Linked DNA regions of Homo sapiens: region 2 is linked to region 1. Evidence: chromatin loops called from intact Hi-C (ENCODE). Cell type or tissue: Panc1. All regions are shown on one strand. Links, peaks and the distances in the headings refer to the core of each region. The heading gives the core; the rest is flanking DNA. Region 1 overlaps ATP2B3 (ATPase plasma membrane Ca2+ transporting 3). Region 2 holds the start of DUSP9 (dual specificity phosphatase 9).

Region 1 (8,267 bases), core at 268-8,267:
TCTGCTCCCTGCCGCCCACACCCTAACAATGTGGTGACCACGAGGGGGCAGAGCTGGGGCTCCAGGGGCAGCATGGAGGGTGGTCTCAGGCCCCCAGTGCCTGCTAGCCCTCGTCATCTTGCAGCCTCCTGAGAAGGAAGGCGCCCTCCCACGCCAGGTGGGCAATAAGACGGAGTGCGCCCTGCTGGGCTTCGTCTTGGACCTGAAGCGGGACTTCCAGCCCGTGCGCGAGCAGATCCCGGAAGACAAGCTTTACAAAGTGTACACCTTCAACTCGGTCCGCAAGTCCATGAGCACAGTCATCCGCATGCCCGACGGTGGCTTCCGCCTCTTCAGCAAGGGGGCCTCAGAGATCCTCTTGAAAAAGTGAGTGAGCAGCAGGGAGGTGCCGGGGTACGCACGGAGTTTCTGATTCTATTGTCGTGGTAAAAGAGGCCGAACGTAAAATTCACCATTTCAACCACTTTACAGTGTACAGTTGAATGGCATTAAGCACGTTCACAATATCATGCAACCGTCACCACTACCCAGTTCCAAAACACCTCCATCAACCCGGAAAGAAACCCCAGGCCCATGAGCAGCCCTCCCCACGCCCCTCCCCAGCCTCATGTGCTTCCTGTCTGTATGGATTTGCCTGTCTGGACATTTCCTATCAAGGGACTCATACACTGTGTGGCCTTTTGTGTCTGGCTTCTTTCCTTAGTGTAAAGTTTTTCCGTTTCCCTCAGATATTAGACCTTCCTTTCTTTTTTTGTTTTGTTTTGTTTTTTCCCTCAAGCCATCCTCCTACGTCAGTGTCCCCCGTAGCTGGGATTACATGTGCATGCCACCACGCCCAGCGAATTTTCAAATTTTTTGTAGAGCTGGGGTCTCCTCATGTTGCCCAGGGTGGTCTTGAAGTCTTGGGCTCAAGCGATCCACCCACCCGGCCTCCCTAAGTGCTAGGATTACAGGAATGAGCCACTGCCACCAGCCCGAACTTCCATTCTTTCTAAGGCTGAGTAATATCCATTGTATGCTAAAGAGCATTGTGTTGGTCCATCCATCCCTTCATCTGTCTACCAGCACGTCTACCAGCACGTGAGTCGTTTCCACCTTTTGGCTGTCACGAGTCACGCTGCTGTGAATATTCACGTACAAGTTTTTGTTTGAACCCATGTTTTCAATTCTTTTGCGTGGACATCTAGGAGAGGAATGGCTGGGTCGTGGTGTCCACGAAACTGTTTTCCACAGGGGCAGCACCGTTTCACATTCCCACCAGCGACATAGGAGGGTTCCACCTTCTCCCCATCTTCAACAGCACTTATTTTCTGGTGTGACAATGCTGATGGGGGCCATCCTTGTGGGTGTGAGGCAATATCTCCTGGTGGTTTTGATCTGTGTTTCCTTGATGACTAACAACGCTGAGCCTCTTTTGCTGTGCTGACTGGCCATTTGCCTGTCTTCCTTGGGGAAATGTCTGTCCTAGCCCTTTGCTCATTGCTGAGTTGGGTTGTTTGTCTTTTTATTGTTGGGCTGTAACATTTTTTCTGTATTCTGGATCCTAGATCCTTATCAGCTATGCGATTTCTACACATTCTGTCCCATTCTGTGGCCTGTCTTCACTCTCTTGATAGTGTCCTTAGGTGCACAAATGTTTTAAATCGTGATGACGTCCAGTTGATCTATTTTCTTGTTGTTGCTTAGAGATGATGAAAATTTTCTTAGAGATGATGAAAATTTTCTGGAATTGGAGACTGGTGATGGTCGTGCAGCTCTGTGACTATACTAAAAACCATCGAATTATCTACTTTAAATGGGTGGACTGTGTGGTGCGTGAATTATATCCCAATAAAGCTATTAGAACAAAGTAAGGGAGAGTGCACAGCGTCACCTCCAAATGCCCTGGCTTCCCCACTCCCACTCAGCCTTCCCGGACTCCACACCCTTGGCCTTGGCGTCTCTGTCCACAAGTCACCTCGCTCCTCATGACTGCCGTCCCAGGGCCCTCAGGGCAAGGTCCTCTGCAGGACGCCCAGGGCTCCCCAAAGGCCCAGGCCCACGCTCCTTCCTGTGTTCTGCGGACTGGACCACCAAGTGCACCCTGCCTGGCCGCCCCACCCACAGCGCTCTCCCAGAACTCTGCCAGGTGCAGCGCTCACTGCCAGGGCCAGGACCACCTCCTCCCTGGAGCCATCCCTGCTGGTGTGGGGGCCTCAGCCCTCTTTCTGTGCTTCTTTTTTGGTGGGCACTGAGGGACACTGAGGCACTGCGGACAAAAGGCCCAGCCCAGCTTCACTCCCCCTTACTCCCATGCCTCAGTTTCCCTGGTGGCATGGAGATCACAGAATACTTATCTCTGGGGAGGGGTGTGAGGGTTCCGTGGGTGAATCCACATCCATAGGAGGCTCTCCGTCCACACAGCTTCTGTTATGATCATTTCCTTCGTCACCAGCCTCCCATGCAGTGGCAGCACCTGGCACTCACAGCCCCACTGGCTTCTTCCACCATGCCCGCCTCTGTGACCCTCGGCTCCTTTGCTCCCTCCTCTCCCCACCTGAATCCTCCCAAGTCCTGTCCCTTTTGAGAAGCTCCTGGAGTCATGAGCGCTCTACTGAGGCTGTGGCTGCCTGGACGTGGTTATAGCGATTGTCCACAGACTTCAGTTTTTGCCCAGGTTCCACCCGCTTGCCCTATGAAGTCTGTGGTGGAGCTGCCATGAGCCACATGCTCCTGCCTCCCTCCCGGTCTCTCAGCCTGCAGCAGTGCATGAGCGTCCTGGTGCCCTCAAGCAACAGAAATGGATTCTCCCCCAGTTCTGGAGGCCGGAAGTCCAAAAGCAGGGCGTGGGCAGGGCCGAAGCGCCTCCAAAGCATCTCAGAGAGGATGCATCCTGCATCCTCCAGCTTCTGGTGGTGGCTGCCAGTCCTCGCGTTCCTCAGCTTGCAGCTGACCCTCTCTAATCTCTGCCTGTTGTCACACGCCCTTCTCCCTGTGTGTCTGTGTTCTCACACGGGGCACTCCTCTCTGATAAGGACCCCAGTCCTTGACTAAGCCCCCAATCCAGTGTGACCAGCGCTGTTCCTTGTTGTTCTCTCCCCACCTCCACCTCATCTCTGCCCACCCCCTGCCTAGGTGCACCAACATCTTGAACAGCAATGGCGAACTCCGGGGCTTTCGGCCTCGGGACCGGGACGACATGGTGAGGAAGATCATCGAGCCGATGGCTTGCGATGGCCTCCGCACCATCTGCATCGCCTACCGGGACTTCTCTGCAGGCCAGGAGCCCGACTGGGACAACGAGAATGAGGTCGTGGGTGACCTCACCTGCATAGCTGTCGTGGGCATTGAGGACCCTGTGCGGCCCGAGGTAGCCACCACCTTCTCTGTGAGCTGCCCTGGTAACTGTGCCCTCTGCCCGAGCTTGTCCGGACTGGTAGGGGCGGCCTTCCTTCACACACAGCTGCTGCGGTCCCTCCGTAGTACACTTGAGCCCCGTCCTGGGTGCTCTCACCCTGACACCCGCACAAAGGCTCTGTCCTGCCTGCTGGAAAGCCCTTCCCGCTTGACCTATGGGCCCAGCTCAGGCTCCACCTTCTACCAGGTGAGAAGGTGGCAGTGGCGGAGAGACCGTCGACATTTGGGATCTGATCCACCCAGGACCGATGGACTGGAGGTGGTGCTGAAGCCTGAGGGGACACAGGTTTGGGGCACAGGGTGGGCGTTTATTGGTTGAGGGTTTGGCTGGGGCTACTCTACGGTCAGGACGTCCTGTGGCGAGCTCACAGCAAAGGTCCTGGCGGGAAAGGGAGCCCAGAAGCATATCCCCATATGGACGATGCCACCAGGGGAGTCCAGATGAGGGGACCTCGAGGGCCGCGTGGCAGATGCCATGGCCTTGACACTGGGAAGTCACTTTGTTGTTGAAAGATCCCAGACCCTGGAGAGTGTGGAGGATGGCCGGCCCCGGAGGGAGAATGCAAGGCATGGGGTGCCCCTCTGTCTCCCCAGGGCCTCTGCATGGCACCCACCTGTGTCACAAGCAGGGCCACTGTGACCCTGACAACTTGTCTTTGTAGGAGCCACCCTGGGGGTGCAGGTGCAACCTGGGAGGAGAAGCTTCTGGGCTCTCCTTCGGGAGACAGGCATTCATGTATTGGATCATGTAGCAAAAACACTCAATTCAAAGACAGTGCGTCTAAACGCCAGCCATGGCTCATGTCAACAGAGCAGCCCCGTGCCCCGAGGAGAACATGGTCACTGCGCCCAGAGAGGGAGCACCTCGAGCTTGCCCTGGGAGAAAATGGGTGGTAGCGGAGGACAGGGGACAGAAGTCCAGCGAGGGAAATGGGCCCCGCAAAGGCGGGCAGCGGCATGAGTCCCGGGCCCCACTGAGCCTGGGAGAGCAGAAGGAGAGGGTGCTGGTGAGGCGAAGCAAGGCCACACTTGGGGACAGGAGCCATCGAGTCCCTCTGTTGGACCAGGGAGCAACTGAAGCACAGAGCAGAGGAAGGAATCTTGCCAGAGGGGCCTGGGGAATAGGGACAGCTCCTTTCCAGCTTAAGAGTGGCTGAGAGAGAGTCCAAGGGGTAGACCACAGTGACAGGGCCAGGCTGCGGAGGCTGGGCAGACCCCCACAAAGACTGGCCAGCCTGGTGGTGGCTGAGGAGGACGCACAGAAGGCCCAGCGAAGTCCTGGGTGCCGGCAACAGGCAGTAGGACACAAGGGCCTCACTGAAACCGCCAGGGTGCTTGGAGATGCGGCACGGCTGCAGCCAGAGGAGGGCCCGTGAGGCTGGGCCCTGGGGAGCCATAGGAAGCCTGTGGCTGGGGTGGTATTGATGCTGGAGCTGGGCCGGCCGGGGGCACTGGCAACTTCTCCAGACACCTGGCTGGCTGCTGTGCTGTGGGGCCTTGGGGAGAAGGCAGGGAGCAGGGCTGAGCAGGCGAGGAAGGACAGCCTGGCCTGGCCCTTTGGGGCCATGGGGAAGGAACTGGGCTACACACACTGGGCCTGAGGAGGGAGGAGGCCTGGGTTCGCAGCTGCTGGTTTTCAGGCTCGTCACGGCCACTTGGTGGCAGCAGAGGGGTGGCTTCCAGACTTTTCAGGGACAGGCATTCGCTGGCTCAAAGGAGAATTGTCTTCTTGTGGCTCGTGATCTTGTTATCCAGCACCCCAAGATCCTCAGAGAGTACGAAGTGTCCCCGAGGCTGGCAGTGAGGCCACTTAGTGGTATATGCTGCAGGAACCATTGGATCACCCTGTCACAGCTTAGAGTGGGGCCCCCAGCTGTCTCCCTGGCAAAGATCACAGCCCCCCTGCCCATGGCCTCAGGGGGCGCCAGGATTCAGGGACTCCCAGGTCAATGTCCTCCCCTGGTGTCTCCCGGCTGCCCTACCCCTGGCTCCCACTCCTGCGTGTCTACTCCCCACCGCCGCAGGCTCCCCAGGCCTGGCGGCTCGGCCACACCTAGGCTTCTACACTTACCCGACGGTGCTCACAAGCCCCACTGCCTAGGCTTGACCTCCTCATTCAGGTTCCCAAACTCTGAACCTGGCTCCTCTTCTCCTCTCCCCCTGCCCGTCTACCTCAGTGGCATCAGCTGCCTGACCCTGTCTCTCTGTCCCCGAGCCTGAAGAGCCACATACCTCTTCATTTGGGAACTGTCTTCCCTGTCCCCCCACCACTGGGACAATGCCACCACCTCCCGGCCAGTCTCCTGGCTTCCCGCTCTCAACCCCTTGCAGGCTGTTCGCTTTCCACTCAGCACTGGGGAACCTCTTTCTCTTTCTCCAGAATCTAATGTGATGCAGGTGGTCCCCAACTTTTAACAATTTTGTAACTTGGTGCAAAGGTGATGCACATTCAGCAGAAACTTTACTTCGAGTCCCATGCTTTTCCCTTTCAGTGCAGGATTCAATGAGTTACATGAGATAATCAGCACTGTATTCCACAATAGGCTTTGTGTTCAATGCTTTTGCCCAACTGTAGGCTAACACAAGTGTTCTGAGCACGTGAATCGGATGGCTTTACTCTCACCTCTGCTGGACCTTGGGCCACCTGCAGATCTGATGGAGGAAGGGGTACTGCCTCAACCCAAAATACGTCTTGCCTCGATGGCCCCGCCCACCTCTCTTGTCTCTTCTAGGTCCCTGAAGCTATCCGAAAATGCCAGCGTGCTGGCATCACAGTCCGCATGGTGACTGGGGACAACATCAACACGGCCCGGGCCATCGCAGCCAAATGCGGCATCATCCAGCCCGGGGAGGACTTCCTGTGCCTAGAAGGGAAGGAGTTCAACCGGCGGATCCGCAATGAGAAAGGCGAGGTAGCACCCGGCTGTCTGCCACCCCAGACCCCCCTTCTCCTCACCCCAGCCCCCTGCGTGCCCGCCTTAGCTCTGCAGCGTCCTTGTGCTTCCCCTCCCCAGATAGAACAGGAGCGGCTGGACAAGGTGTGGCCCAAGCTGAGGGTGCTGGCCCGGTCGTCTCCCACCGACAAGCACACACTGGTCAAAGGTAGCCGAGCCCCCACACCCCTTTCCTGGGGTGGCCAGCCCGAGGTTGTCTGCTTCCTGACACCAAAAGCCAGGTTCCCAAACAGGTCCCCAGGGCCTGCCTAGGAAGCTGGGTCCATTTGTCCCATTAGCCCAGAGCAGCAGGGCAGGGGCCCATGAGGGAACCAGGGTTCGGGGAGGGCTAGTGACTCACTCCAAGTCACACAGTGAGTCTCTAGAAGCAGTGGGTCTAGAGCCAGGGACCCAGGATTGTGTCCCCAGGCCCTAACCAGATCCCTATCCTCCCACCCTGGCCCTGTCACTCAGTGAGATTTGCTTACTTATTTGGGGATAGGAGATGATCCAGGTGACGGGGAGCACAGATAATTGGGACAGTCAGGACGGGGTAATCCCAAAGGGTTTTCACAGCCAACCTACCCCCATAGCTCCCTGGGCAGGGCTACACAGGGTTGTGGTGACAGATGGCCCCAGCCCTGCCCTGCCCTGATCTGTCTTCCAGGGATTATCGACAGCACCACTGGTGAGCAGCGGCAGGTGGTGGCTGTGACAGGGGATGGCACCAACGATGGGCCGGCCCTCAAGAAGGCGGACGTGGGCTTCGCCATGGTAAGCCACCTGGTGCCCGCCCAGCTCACCACGGCAGATGGGGCCTGCATCTGTCCCATGGACATTAGCTTTGTACCAGGAAGTGGGAGCCAGTGTCGGGGCAGGTTACAGAGTGCCTGAAGGTTCTTTCTTTCACATCCTGGCCACTTGGGCCTGCGTGGGCTCTGCCAGTCGGGGGACATGTGGTTAAAGGCATCTGCTGTGATGCCCAAGGTGACAGTGGGCCCCAGACATACTGTGGAGAGGAAGGGGAATGGGGGGTGGGGGCTCATCACTGATGGCATTGCCCACCCCCGTCCTCTCTAAATGGACTCTCAGCCCCAGATGAGGTGAGCAGAGTCCCCAGATGTGCTCTTCCTCTGCACTTCCTTCCTGTTGCTCACCCACTGAGCAGGGTAGCCCTGCAGACGCCACCCACATGGCTGGTTGCGGCCCCTCAGTGGCCCCACAGCCACTGAACGCAGCAACCTGGTGAGCCCCTCTCCCTGCCCTACCGAAAAGGAGTGTCACCCAGGGAACCCAGCCCAGTCCTTCCCAGCACCCGTAGCCCAGAAGGGAGCTCCAGCCCAAGCTTCGAGAGGTGGCAGCTCTCACGGGGCCAGGCTTGGGGCAGAGGAGAGGACTGCGCAGCTTGGCACAGCTGCAGCTGCGCCTCCATGGGACAGGGACTCCTCTGCAAGGAGCCGCCCCGCCCAGGGTGTCCCCATGCAGGACTTCCCAGGGCTCCTTAGCCAGCAAGCCTCTCTGGAGTGCTAAGAACAGACCACGCTGCTTGGTGGCCACGTGGTGGCAGCTGGGCTTTATGTGTAAAGCTGTGTTGATGCCATGTCATCAGCACCCTCTGTGTTTATGAGCAAAGCCCCCCCCCCCACCGTGACATGTGACAACTTACTGTTTGTAGTACAAGAATGTGTTGCATTAAAAAAAAGCAACAAAAAACAGTGCTGTTCTTGGCTTTGGGGGGCGGGGTGGGATGTTATTCAGAAGGGGAGAGCAGGGAGCCAGCCCAGGCGGGCCAGGTGATCAAGGGGGGCTGGGGAAGGGGCCCCCACAAACACTCTGTGTGAGTGTGTGTGTCACCCCCCCAGGGCATCGCAGGGACCGACGTGGCCAAGGAGGCCTCCGACATCATCCTGACCGATGACAACTTCACCAGCATCGTCA
Region 2 (8,371 bases), core at 171-8,170, 95 kb after region 1:
GGAGCTAGGCTGTGGACAGAAAACAGAAGACAAAGTCCCTGCCCCAGGAACACACTGAGAAAGGGGGAAAGTGACCACACTAGGGAGCACAGAGGAGGGAGACTACTGGCTCCGAGTTGGGAAGGCTGCCTGGAGGAGGGGGCCTGAAGAATGAGCAGAATCTCAGAATCTGGGCAGGGGGCATAGGAGGGAGGCCTGGGCTGGGGCCCTTGCCCACTGGGTGAGAGAAGGAAGGGCACAGTCCAGCTGCCCAAAGCCCTTGGATGCAGGAATTAGGACTCTTGTTAGACGCAGGGACATGGGGGGTGTGGCCGGAAAGCAGCCCAGTGCCAGGGTCCTGGGAGTCCCCGGCTAGCAGCCCACTGCCCGAAAGGGAGGGAGAGAGGCAAACTGGAAGCCCCTTAGAGGTGACCCACCTAGCTTTCCGTCACCTGCCCTCTTACCTAACCATGACCTGAGACATTTTCTCCTCTAACTCCATGGCTCCTGAGAGGAGTCTTTAGACTCGTAGTTTGCTTTGCATTTTCCACTTGTTAGAAAAATGCTTTGTGGTGCCCATCCTCGTGTGCATAACTTTGCTTTCTTTTACTTTAGTTCCTTAGATTCCCAAAAGTGGTCAAAGGGTTGGGATTTTTTCCTAGCTCTTGATATTGCCAGATTAATTTCCAAAGGGGCCGTACCAATATATAACCCTGCAACAGTTGAACAGCACGCTGATTTCACAGCAATCTTGCCAGCACTGCGTGTTCTCAAAAATGAGAACATTTCTAATGCAGTAGGTGGGAAGTGTTACCTCGTTGGTCATTGTTACTTGTTTATTGGAGTGGCTTTCCTTCCACGCCTGAAGTTGAACCTTCCCCCAAATATTTGTTAGGCCACCGCATTCCCTCCTTCCTGCAGTATGCAGTGTTTTCAGGTTCTTTGCCCATTTATCTACAGGGGTCTTAACCTTTTAGTTGGGTATGAGCTTTATCTTATCTGGCGTACATTTTCCTTCAACACTGTTATTTGCTTTTGTTGAGCTTTAAGCAGAGAAGGGACTTTTAGCCAGATCAGCATTGTGGACACCTCCCCCTGACCCTGGTCTCCTGCCTCAGTGCTCACCACACCTGAGACCTTGTCCAGTGCTCTTGCTGCCTGTGGATCTGTCCCGCCTGTTGTGCCCATGGAGGAAAGGATGGAGGCCACCAGCCTTGGTTGAGTGGATGGCATTCTGACGTTGGGCAGGGCTGGGCAGGGCAGGGTGGAGGGCAGGTCGTTGCAGGCCCGGAGGCAGGGAGACTGTTGTGCAAGACGTGACAGTGACCTGGCCTAAAGCTGATGAATTTGAGCCCTCGGCTAGGGCAAGGGACAGGGGAGAGAGGCGTGGATGTGAGAGATATTTAGGTAGAAACTAGTTCTTTCCACTTTGATTAGCCGAAGGGGGGTTAAGGGAAGGAGGCAGAGGGGGGAGCCACGGGTGACTCTTAGGATCAGTAATGTGATAAGAGCAGAGTGCCCCAGTTTAGGGCTGGGAGCTCAGGGTTCCTGGGTGCTTTTGGCCAGTCCTGTGCGAGTGAAGCGGGCTGGTATTGGTAGGTATCCAGGAGCTACCCCTGCCTGCCTAGCCCTGCAGCAGACCTCTGGGCCAAAGCTGCACTAAGTTTCTGGTCCTGCCTCCTCCTCCCCTCCGTGATTTCGGTGGCATCCCAAGTTTGCCCAAGCTGCTAGCTCTGAGCCCATTACAGAGATGGGGCCACTGAGATCCAGGCAGGGGAGAAGATGCTCCAGTATCACCCTGTGAGTTGGGCTGGAGGCAGCTTCTGCGGCAGAGGGGCTGGGCTCTGGTCCTCACCCCTCCCCCTGCCTCCCGAGGCCAGGCTGGCGCCGGCCAGGGGAGCCGCAGCTGGTCCCCTGCTGGGCCCCTGACCTGCCCTTGGCCTCTGCCCCGACCCCGTCCCGCCTCGGTGGAAGCCCCAGCTCAGCCGACTCGCAGGTCCCACCCGACTGCTTCGGCTAGCACCCGTTGGCTCACCGGCCCGCCGGGCCCGCCCCCGGAGCCCCGCCCCGGCCCGCCCCTCGGAGTTGTAACTCCACGTCCGAAGGCAGTTTCCAAGGTGGAAGCTGGGTCCGGCTGCCAGGAAGCGGCCGGTGCGCGGGCTGCGCGGGCTGCGCGGGGCTCGGCTTCCACGTGCGAGCCTGCACCGCCGCCCCGCCCTCTCCTGGCGGCCAGGCCTGGGGACTCTCTGCCGCGGGACGGCGCCTCGCGTTCCGCCGTGGCAGTGGCCGTGGCCAGAACGTCCACGCGCGGTCGTCCACCGCCGGATCTCGCTCCAGGTCTCTTTCCTTTTGTTCTCTCCTAGGGGTAGGGGGAGATGGGGGACCGGGGGCCAGACCACCTCTGAGAGGACTCGCTGAGGCCCAGCACCTCGGCGCCTCCTCTGTTCCCCTGGCCCACCTGGCCCTGGGGGAGATCTAGGCCTCGAACGGCACTCCTCGCACGCACACCCCCAGCCAGAGTCGGAAGCTCGAACTTGGGGAGCGTTCGCGAGAAGACCGAGACAGGAGCAGAAAGGGGGTATGGAGGGAGGCGGCTGCGACCTCAGGGTACCCCAAGATGAGCCTCGAAGGGGCGGTTAGCCGCTCAGCCCTCTTCTCGAGGACCCTTCCCCGGGCCGAGCTGCTGCCTGGGGGGTTTCTTGGGGCGCCTTGTTGGGAGTCCTCATGGTGGGGGACCCTGGGCTCCCGCCTTCAGGACGCGGGGCCGGCTTCAAGTCTGAGCCCCCTCGGCCCTCCGGTAGCTCACACCGCGCCTTCTCTCTCTTCGCAGCGCCCGTGGTCCAGCGTGTAGGGAGCCGATCGCCCATGGAGGGTCTGGGCCGCTCGTGCCTGTGGCTGCGTCGGGAGCTGTCGCCCCCGCGGCCGCGGCTCCTGCTCCTGGACTGCCGCAGCCGCGAGCTGTACGAGTCGGCGCGCATCGGTGGGGCGCTGAGCGTGGCCCTGCCGGCGCTCCTGCTGCGCCGCCTGCGGAGGGGCAGCCTGTCGGTGCGCGCGCTCCTGCCTGGGCCGCCGCTGCAGCCGCCCCCGCCTGCCCCCGTGCTCCTGTACGACCAGGGCGGGGGCCGGCGCCGGCGCGGGGAGGCCGAGGCCGAGGCCGAGGAGTGGGAGGCCGAGTCGGTGCTGGGCACCCTGCTGCAGAAGCTGCGAGAGGAAGGCTACCTGGCCTACTACCTCCAGGGTAGGTGCCGCGGGGCCCTCCTTCCAGGGGGTTCGGGATTCATTTGACCTTAGGCCAGCCCCACTTCTTTTTTTCTAAAGCGAGTTGAGGCCCCCCTCCCCTGATGACCTGCCAGGCTGCTTTGAGAGGAGGGAAGCCTGAGTGTGACCGTGGGGAAGTTCTTCACCCTCGGCAGCCCAGTCTCTGAGCCTGGAAAATGGGGAGAATTAGCCTGACCTGAGCTAGTTCTCAGGATGCTCAAGAACGAATTACAAAGTGCGGGCTCCCCAGGGTCTCGGCAAGGGTATCCCCACCTCCCCAACCTGCTCAGGAATGAGCAAGGGAGGCAGGGGTCAGACAGCACTGGTGCAATCACGGCTCACTGAAGCCTCCTGGGCTCAAGCGATCCTCCTGCCTTAGCCTCCCGAACAGCATATAAAGTGTCAGGTGTCCAGCCCGGGGAAATAGTATCTGTAAATAGAGATGCTGGCTTCTTGAGCCATATTCTCCCCCAAGTTCCCCCACATCTTGGGGTCCCACTTCATCCCTGAGAGTCAGGAGATGCCCAGGCAGAGAGCTGACATCTGAGTTCCTCCTTTTCTTTAGCTGATGGCCGCAGTCCTCCCTAAGGCTGGCAGTGCATCTCGGCTCTGTTGAGCCCTCACACCTGCCTCAGCTTGACCCTAGGGGTGTAAGATCCTTTCCGGTGGCTCAGCGTGAGCCCAGCTTCTTGCAGCCCGAGCTGACTGAGGGTGGCTAGGGCCCCACGTGGGTACCAGGACACACCAAGCTGCTGGGTTTTGTGTTCCCTTTGGGAACATTTGCAAACCCTCCAAGTTGTCCAGGGTCATCTCCCCAGCCCCAGACAGAGGCACTTGGCTGCCCAGAAGGCCAGGTCAGCAGGCCCCATGCCCTCTCCCCAACAGGAGGCTTCAGCAGATTCCAGGCCGAGTGCCCTCACCTGTGTGAGACCAGCCTTGCTGGCCGTGCCGGCTCCAGCATGGCGCCGGTGCCCGGTCCAGTGCCCGTGGTGGGGTTGGGCAGCCTGTGCCTGGGCTCCGACTGCTCTGATGCGGAATCCGAGGCTGACCGCGACTCCATGAGCTGTGGCCTGGATTCGGAGGGTGCCACACCCCCACCAGTGGGGCTGCGGGCATCCTTCCCTGTCCAGATCCTGCCCAACCTCTATCTGGGCAGTGCCCGGGATTCCGCCAATTTGGAGAGCCTGGCCAAACTGGGCATCCGCTACATCCTCAATGTCACCCCCAACCTCCCAAACTTCTTCGAGAAGAATGGTGACTTTCACTACAAGCAGATCCCCATCTCCGACCACTGGAGCCAGAACCTGTCGCGGTTCTTTCCGGAGGCCATTGAGTTCATTGGTGAGTCCACCCCACCCACCCTTCCCTCCTGTCCTCCCCAAGGCCTGCTCTGGCCTCCCCCTTGTGAGTACTCCTCCCAAGCCCCGCTGCCATTCCCAGAGCCAAAAGCCTAGGTGACAGTTCTAGGGGACAGGCAGAGCTAGGGCGGCCCCCAGAGGCCACTAGAGAAACCTGCAGGTCGTGGCCATCTGGCCCAGGGGGCAGGGCGGGGCCTTTGAGGGCCCTTCGGAAGGCCTCGGCCTCACACACGCCTGCCCTCCGGGTCTCCCGGGCCCTTTCCTGCCCCATCTAGATGAGGCCTTGTCCCAGAACTGCGGGGTGCTCGTCCACTGCTTGGCGGGGGTCAGCCGTTCTGTCACCGTCACTGTGGCCTACCTCATGCAGAAGCTCCACCTCTCTCTCAACGATGCCTATGACCTGGTCAAGAGGAAGAAGTCTAACATCTCCCCCAACTTCAACTTCATGGGGCAGTTGCTGGACTTTGAGCGCAGCTTGCGGCTGGAGGAGCGCCACTCGCAGGAGCAGGGCAGTGGGGGGCAGGCATCTGCGGCCTCCAACCCGCCCTCCTTCTTCACCACCCCCACCAGTGATGGCGCCTTCGAGCTGGCCCCCACCTAGGGCCCCGTGGCCGGCAGGCCGGCCCCTGCCCCACCCCCACCCACGGGTGTCCCTGCCCACTCGTGTGGCAAGGGAGGGGAGGGCAGGAGGGCTCGGCCTGAGCAGGGTGCTGGGGGGAGAGCGCAATACCTCACGCGGGCTGCCGTCCTAATCAACGTGCCTATGGCGGGACCACGCTCGGAGCCTGCCTCTTCTGCGACTGTTACTTTTTCTTTGCGGGATGGGGGTGGGGGTTCCCTCTCCAGGTGGTTGTCCAGGCCCAGGTCCCGGCCCTGGGTGCTCAGCCAGCTCGGCTAGGCCCTGCGCCTCCCTGCGCTTCCCCCTTCAGGAAGGGTGTGTGCCACCTCGTTGCACTGGATCCCAGTGGCTGCTTGGGGGAGAGGCGTTTGCCATCACTGGTGTTGTCACCTCCCTGTTTCTCCACCAAGGGCTTGGGCCTCTCGGGGCTGGGGCCTCCCAGGGGATGGGGACCCAGAGTGCAGTGGCCGCCCACATCCATGGCCTAGGAGCTACTGGGCAGGTTCCCGGCCACACATCTGGTGGGCTGTTTTGTTTTTTTTTTTTCCTCTTCCCCCAGATGTCTTGACGGGATCACTGGGGCTCTTTGTGAGTGAGGGTGGCCAAACTACCGCCGGAGGAGATGGGGTCTCAGAGCGAGAGCTGCGGAGGGGGAGGGGAAGAAGAAGGCCTCACTTTTGCTGCTGCGGGGCCCACACAGCCGCTGCTACTTTGGGGGGTGGGGAAGGGGCCAAGCTGCAGACACACACAGTCATTCATTTCTGTCCACACCCCTGTGGGTGGCGGGTGTGCGTGTGTGTGCTTGTGTGTGCGCACGTGTCGGCGCTCACACACACATGCTAGCCCACTGATGCACCCAGCCCAGGGCTGGCAGTCTTTGCAGCGTGGGGCCGTCTCACCCTGGAGCCTGGAGAGGATCTATGCTTGTTTGTTTTTGTAATCCATATCATAGTTGCTTTCTTTAATTGTTCCTTCTGAATAAACAGTTTATTTAAGATACTGAGTAGAGAGAGAAGCTACCTCCTGAGCGCCTTGGAGGGTTTGGGGGAAGGTGGGGAAGGAGGCCCTCTTGGTCTCTCTGGACTGCCCATGGTGGAAAGGGGCATGTGCCAGGCTGGCCAGGGACTCAAGTGCCACCCCACTCCCTGCCCCATGTTATCATTTCCCATCTTGTGCTTACACTGCCCGCTGGCCCACGCTCTGAGTCGCCCATTCATTCACCTCCATTTGAACCCCTAGTCTGTGCCACACACTGTCCTGGGGACTAGGTTGCAGCAGTGAGCTCCGCCTGCTCACAGCAGACTTTCTAGTGGGGGAAGAAACGACAAATGCAACAGTCACAGCACTGCGGTTGTGCCGTAGACGTTCATTGCCATGGACAGAGCAGAAAAGTGAGGGGCCAGCACTCACAACTGATCCCTGAGACACCGGCCAAGTCAGCCCCGAGCCCTGCCTGGAGCCTCCTGAGGGCTGCCCCGGCTGGGTGGCATCCTGAGAGTGACAGGGAGGGGTGTGGGCAGACTGGCACATGTGAGTGTTGTGGTTGTCTGGCTGTGGAATTTGGGCTGCAAAGGCCCAGGCTGGGGACTAGAAGAGCCCCATGGAGAACATGGAGACCAACGGGCCACCTAAAGGGACAGAGGTGAACTGCACCTCTCCTCATATTGGGACACTGCAAGTGCCTTCTCCACACCATAACTGGTGGGGTCTATAAGGCTGTGACTCTCCACCATGGACATGTAGTAGAGGGGAAGGGCAGCTGGAGGGTGGCGGGGAGCGAGTGCAGCCAGAGAAAGCTGTGGAGGCTTTGGAGCAATGTGGCCCAGAACCCACAATCTAAAGGCATATGCGTGAATGGCTGAGCTGGTAGGAAAGGAAGAGCAAGGTGATGAACTGAGAAATGAGGTGAATCCTCTGGGCCAGCGGAGTAAGCCACTCTGGGGTTAGCCCAGGAGCCAGGACCCTCCACTGGAACGCAGCCCCACCAACACCTTGATTTCTGTCCAGTGAAATCTATTTTGAATGGCTGATCTACTGAAATGGAAGATGTGAAATCTGTGTTGCTGTAAGCCACTAACTCTGTGGTAATTTATTACAGCAGCCACAGAAATCTACTAGAACAGGTGACCTAGGAAGATATATCCCAAATAAAGAAGAGGGTGTGTGCTGATCTTGACCTTGGATCTGGGGGGAAGTGGAATAAAAGGAAAATGTTCCCCCTCCCCTGAGAGCTTATAGCCACAAGCTGAACTGTTCTTTTAGAGTGGTCTAGGCATAGAGTAGTGGACACTCCAGAATCTCTCTCAGAGGTACTTAGAAACAGTGATTCAGCCGGGCACGGTGGCTTACACCTGTAATCCCAGTACTTTGGGAGGCTCACCTGAGGTCAGGAGTTCAAGACCAGCCCGGCCAACATGGGGAAACCCTGTCTCTACTAAAAATACAAAAAAAAAAAAAAAAAAAAAAAACTGAGCTGGGCATGGTGGCACGTGCCTGTAATCCCAGCTACTTGGGAGGTTGAGGCACAAGAAGCACTTGAACCCAGGAGGCGGAGGTTGCAGTAAGCTGGGATTGCGCCACTGCACTCCAGCCTGCATGACAGAGTGACAGAGTGATGAGAGAGTGAGAGTGAGGCCCTGTCTCAAAACAAACAAACAAAACAAAACAAAACAAAACAAGAAACAGTGATCTGGCTGCTGGAGAAGGCTCCTGGATTTGTCTTGAAGCTGCATTCGACTATCTTACCTACAGGGTTTACTGAGATTGTGACAGCCCAATAAAAATAGCAGTTTAAAACATAAATAAAATACATTTTTAAAGTTTCTTATTTTAGAAACAAGGTCTCAATATAGAACTTAAATAGGCCAGGTGCAGTGCCTCAGCCTCCCAAAGTGCTGAGATTACAGGCATGAGCCACCGCACCTGGCCTATTTAAGTTTTAAATGAAGTGGTTCAGAGGTCATATTGCTCCAGAGTGACCAGCAGAAGCAAGCACAAATCCTCTGTGGAGGGAGGGATGTCCTTTAAACACAGGCCTCAAAGCACCGCTATAGAAAATTCCAAAATACGTAATTTTTTAAAATCCTAAAATGTACAAGGAAACAAGCCACCATGAGTTATAGAAACATTTAGCATGTGAATTCAAGTATCAGTCCTG

The links. A loop is a pair of places that touch in the nucleus more often than their neighbours do. Peaks named below come from ENCODE experiments on the same cell type or tissue, not always from the same donor. Only the 100,000 strongest peaks of a DNase experiment are listed, where the experiment ranks them.
Region 2: it touches region 1 in a loop (4-fold over the local background); 85 of 110 quality-filtered maps call a loop at or near these places.

Annotation. Positions count from the first base shown.
Region 1 is chrX:153,549,921-153,558,187 of GRCh38, forward strand. ATP2B3 (ATPase plasma membrane Ca2+ transporting 3) reads left to right here. Exons shown (of 22, transcript NM_001001344.3): 12 at 125-366; 13 at 3,115-3,349; 14 at 6,129-6,308; 15 at 6,411-6,498; 16 at 6,997-7,103; 17 at 8,192-8,267. Among named protein-coding and RNA genes, the nearest start is that of ATP2B3, 36 kb to the left of the region's middle. In Panc1, for the core only: no CTCF peak of the experiment used is centred there; a DNase peak (open chromatin) is centred at 5,111.
Region 2 is chrX:153,645,110-153,653,480 of GRCh38, forward strand. It overlaps DUSP9 (dual specificity phosphatase 9), which reads left to right and starts at 2,094. Exons shown (of 4, transcript NM_001318503.2): 1 at 2,094-2,316; 2 at 2,810-3,217; 3 at 4,123-4,578; 4 at 4,871-6,217. The coding sequence starts at 2,845. The coding sequence ends at 5,196. In Panc1, for the core only: CTCF peaks have their summits at 4,738, 4,940 and 6,854; no DNase peak of the experiment used is centred there; H3K4me3 peaks cover 942 bases.